2 separate regions of the Homo sapiens genome follow, and region 2 is linked to region 1. A link is an interaction called in ENCODE POLR2A ChIA-PET data of the cell type or tissue named here. Cell type or tissue: IMR-90. All regions are shown on one strand.

Region 1 (2,500 bases):
CCAGAGCAACTCCATCTTTAAAAGGGGCTGGGTAAAACGAGGCTGGGAACTCCTGGGCTGCGTTCCCAAGAGGTTAGGCATTCTAAGCCACAGGATGACACCGGAGGTCAACACAAGACACAGGTCACAAAGACCTTGCTGAAAAAACAGCACGCAGTATAGAAGCCACCCAAATCCCACCAAAACTAAAAGGTGACAAAAGTGATCTCTGGGCTAGGCGTGGTGGCTCACGCCTGTAATCCCAGCACTTTGGGAGGCTGAGGCAGGCAGATCATGAGGTCAGGAGTTCAAGACCAGCCTGGTCAACATGGTAAAATCCCATCTCTACTAAAAGTACAAACATTAGCCACGTGTAGTGGCACATGCCTACAGTCCCAGCTACTTGGGAGGCTGAGGCAGGAGAATTGCTTGAACCTGGGAGGCAGAGGTTGCAGTGAGCCAAGACCACGCCATCGCACTTCAGCCTGGGCAACAGAGTGAGACTCCATCTCAAAAAAAAAAAATGACTTGTGGTCATTCTCACTGCCCATTTTTTTATACACTAATTATAACGCATTGGCATGCTAAAAGATACTCCTATCAGCGCCACGACAGTTTACAAATGTCATGGCAACGTCAAGAAATTACCTTATAGGGTCTAAAAAGGGAAGACTCCCTCAGTTCCGGGAATTGCCCACCCCTTTCCCAGAAAACTCATGAATAATCCACCCCTTGTTTAGCATATCATCAAGAAGTAACAATTGTATAAGCAGCTGAGCCGTCAGTGCTACTCCTCTGCCTATGGAGTAGCCATTCTTTATTCCTTTACTTTCCTATTAAGCCTGCTTTCACTATTCCCTATGGATTCGCCTCAAATTCTTTCTTGCGTGAGTTCCCTCTCTTGGGGTCTGGATTGGACCTCCTTTCTGGTGACAGCTGTAGTTAGGATTTTTTTTTTTTTTTTTTTTTTTTTTTTTTTTTTTTTTTTTTGAGACAGGGTCTCACTCTGTCACTCAGGCTGGAATGCAATGATGCAATCGTGGCTCACTACAGCCTCAACCTCCTGTGCTCAAGCAATCCTCCCATCTCAGCCTGCCCAGTAGCTGGGACTACAGGAATGAGCCAGGACACCCAGCTTTTTTTTTTTTTTTTTCTGTAGTGACTGGGTTTCGTCATGTTGCCCAAGTTGGTCTTGAACTCCTGGGCTCAAGCCAGGATTACAGGCATGGGCCACCGTGTCCAGCAGGATTTTGTATATTGAAGACTGTGTTTTATCATATTTGGGAACCTTGATAGTCATGTTTTCTCTTTTTTTTTTTTTTTTTTTTGAGACGGAGTCCCGCTCTGTTGCCCAGGCTGCAGTGCAGTGGCATGATCTTGGCTCACTGCAATCTCCGCCTCCTGGGTTCAAGCAATTCCCCTGCCTCAGCCTCCTGAGTAGCTGGGACTACAGGCGCCCCCACATCACACCCAGCTAATTTTTTGTATTTTTAGTAGAGATGGGGTTTCACCGTGTTAGCCAGGATGATCTCGATCTCCTGACTTCATGATCCACCCGCCTCGGCCTCCCAAAGTGCTGGGATTACAGGCATGAGCCACCTCACCCACCCTTTCTCTTCTAATAAAAATAGCAATAATTTAGTATTGTTTGCTAAGAAATTATTCTGTGCCCAGTAGTGTACCAGGGACATATCTCATACGTTCATGATCTCATTTGTATGTAATCTTATAATACCTCTACAAGAGGTATTGATTTTTCCCATCTTATAAATGAAGACACTTGAGCCTCTGCCTGAGGTCACATAGCTGGTGAGTGCCATCAATCCTGGTCCCACCGACTCTGTCCCTATTTACATTTCCAGAGGACTGACGGGGGGAAACACTGCCAGCCATGCCCACACTCCTGCCTCATCTACAGGAGGAAGGGGCCACTGCTCAGCCTCGCACCCGGCTGCCTTCAGGGAAGGCTGGGGAAGGCTGAGGAAGGCTGGCTATAGTGTTCCCTACATGTGCCCTCCTGAGGTGATCCCTGGGAAGGAGATAAACAGAGAGGCCACCCATCCAATCTGGGATTTGTCACCATGGGCCATGTCTGTGTGCTTGTCTCTCGTCACCCCAGGTCAGCCCAAGAGGCAGGGACCAGGCTCCCTCAGCGTCCTCCCCAGGATCCTTGAGTCTCGAAGGAAGGGTCACTGGAAGGTGGGAAAGAAGAGGGGAGGGGAGGCACACCAGGCAAAGTGATCGTGCGTGGGCAGAAGCCTGGAGGTGGAGAAAGCTGGGGCAGGACAAGAGACCAGAGGCATGGGGGGCCGGGGAAACTAGGAAGAAGTTGGTCCTTCTTCTACAACAAAAACCAGAGCTGCGGAGGGCAGAATGCACAGTCAGAGAAAGAGAAATCAGGAGGAGTGGGAGGCTGAGGGGAGCAGAGCGCAGGTGGAAGGGTCTGCGCTGTGAGAGTGCAGAGCCAAGAGGCTGGTGCCCAGCGGCGGAAGGAGAGACGAGGGGCCAGGGGGAAGTGCAA
Region 2 (2,500 bases), 130 kb before region 1:
GATGCTCTTCTTGGGACCCAGTTCCAGGACTGTGACTTCCAGGACCCAATTACAATGACATTCTTAGGTGTCATACTTAAAATGTGCCCGCATTTTCTTTTCTGAGAATAGAGAACCTATCTCATGTTCAGAAATGACCTAATGTTTTAGCCAGGCACAGTGGCTCACGCCTATAATCCCAGAACTTTGGGAGGCTGAGATGGGTTGATCACCTAAGGTCAGGAGTTCGAGACCAGCCTGGCCAACATAACGAAACCCCGTCTCTACTAAAAATACAAAAATTAGCCGGGTATGATGGTGGGTGCCTGTAATCCCAGCTACTCAGGAGGCTGAGGCAGGAGAATTGCTTGAACCCGAGAGGCGGAGGTTGCAGTGAGCCAAGGTGGCACCATTTCACTCCAGCCTGGGCAATAAGAGTGAAACTTTGTCTCAAAAAAAAGAAAAAAAGAAAAAAGAAATGACCTAATGTTTCATCTTTGACATTTCAGAGTTATTTGCAAGGATTTCAATTAAATAGCAAAATCGAAAAGGAAAGGGGAGAACAGTCAGTTTGTTGTGTCTTGTGCTTTTCTGGTTCTTTTATCTGAGGGTGGTCTGTTTTCTGAAATTGTGCGGAGAAACAAGAATTATTTGTTTGAAGGCTGTATCCAAACTCTAAATTTAAAATATGATTCATCATCTTGGAGCATAATGATGTGTCCACCTGTAGATTTATGTAGACTTCTTTACAGAAGACTGACAAGTAGAGGACTTTTTTAGAATTTAGTTTGTCTTACATCACACCCAATAATTCAAAGCTACTCAGAGTATTTTCCTGAGTCAGGAGCCTGTGAAATGAAAATGCCACAACTGACAGGGAGAACGGTGAGCAAGATCAATACAAATTGCAACAGTTGGGGAGGTACCAGGGATGTTAATTTAGCATTCTATGCCTGCAAAAGACCACATTTTCACAGGACTTTCCAACACTGGACTAATGTGCAATGGAGGAGAGAGCTTAGTGCCCCCCTCCACCCCCACCGCAACGACCCCCCAGGGTCGGGGAAGGGGGAACCTAGTGATTTATTTGTTGCAGAATGGATAGCCTAGCAAGTCATACCAACACCAGGACCTAAAGCCATCAGGCTGTACTTAAATCACCTTTAAGACCAGGTTTCTGATATTTATATTGTTTTCATCCTTTCTTTGGTGGGTGTAAGTGTGGCCAAGTATAAAGCTGTTCCATGCCTGGATAATTTTTATTGCGTCGGCATGGCTGTGTTGAGATATTCTGACACAGCAGGAATCATGATTTGTCCATGCATAGATTTATACTGACTTCTTTATAGAAGAGTGACAAGGAGGGGACTTTTTAAAAGATTAGTCTGTCTCGTGTTGCACCCAGTAACGCAGAGTATTGAAACTGAGGTCTGATTTAATCTGCCTCCGTCACACTATCTACATTTCCTTTTCATTGTCAAATGTATGATTAACATAAGGAACATTTTTTCTTCTAGCCTATCTCCAAAGTAGTTCAAATAACAAACAATAAGAAGTTTAAAAGCACATGCGCTATTTATCTGTCATCAAATTACTTAAGGGTCAGAAATGCATTCTTTTCATAACGTTCTACAAAACACACTCACAGAAAAATGCATTCTTTCATAATGTTCTACAAAACAGACTCACTAACTCTGCCATTATTTCTAAGTTGCTCTGCCCAGTCCATCTGAATCTCTCTGGTGAACGGGCGTGTTGACCTGGCAGAAGACTCTAGGATTATTGCTGGAGAGGGTCACTGCATTTGCCTCATTTCTGTTTTCTCTGCCTAACAAAGTTGACCTACTTGGCCACTGAGACTCAGACGTATTTCATTTTTGGTAGAGTTCTAGTGAGGAGGATGCTCTAACTGAACCAAGGTCATCTATCAAGATATCTGCATTTAAGTGTGACTCCAAACTTCCAGCAATTGACCAAACATCAGTCAAGCAGAAACATAAAAGTACCATGACTGTAAGGAAAGCAGAGAAAGTGGACCCCAGCGAACCCTCTCCAGGTGAGTGGCTGGCTTATTGAAATTCATCAGATCTAAAATCCCGGTATTAAAAATAACAACAACAGGCCGAGCACGGTGGCTCACGCCTGTAATCCCAGCACTTTGAGAGGCTGAGGCCGGCGGATCACTTGAGGTCAGGAGTCCAAGACCAGCCTGGCCAGCGTGGTGAAATCCTGTCTCTACTAAAAATACAAAAATTAAACAGGTATAATCCTGTAATCCCAGCTACTCGGGAGGCTGAGGCAGGAGAATCGCTTGAACCCGGGAGGTGGAGGTTGCAGTAAGCCAAGATGGCACCACTGCACTTCAGCCTGGGCAACAGAGCAAGACCCCGCCTCAAAAATAAATAAGTATAACAACAACAATCAAATTGATGGTATTGGTTAAACCTAGTGTTTTCTGAATGGCTAATTCAGGTTTCGAAAGGCCAGTGATCCTATGCAAACAGTAACATTAATTTCAGAG

The links. Peaks named below come from ENCODE experiments on the same cell type or tissue, not always from the same donor. Only the 100,000 strongest peaks of a DNase experiment are listed, where the experiment ranks them.
Region 2: POLR2A ChIA-PET joins it to region 1 with 21 read pairs; 2 of 35 experiments call an interaction of 5 or more read pairs at or near these places.

What each region holds. Positions count from the first base shown.
Region 1 is chr17:62,632,310-62,634,809 of GRCh38, reverse strand. The region is part of intron 1 of MRC2 (mannose receptor C-type 2); the gene reads right to left. Among named protein-coding and RNA genes, the nearest start is that of MRC2, 5.9 kb to the right of the region's middle. In IMR-90, no CTCF peak of the experiment used is centred here; a DNase peak (open chromatin) is centred at 1,069; H3K27ac peaks cover 1,260 bases.
Region 2 is chr17:62,759,370-62,761,869 of GRCh38, reverse strand. It overlaps MARCHF10 (membrane associated ring-CH-type finger 10), which reads left to right. Exons shown (of 11, transcript NM_152598.4): 4 at 1,864-2,035. Among named protein-coding and RNA genes, the nearest start is that of MARCHF10, 48 kb to the left of the region's middle. RefSeq lists an enhancer at 1-176. In IMR-90, no CTCF peak of the experiment used is centred here; a DNase peak (open chromatin) is centred at 1,529; H3K27ac peaks cover 812 bases.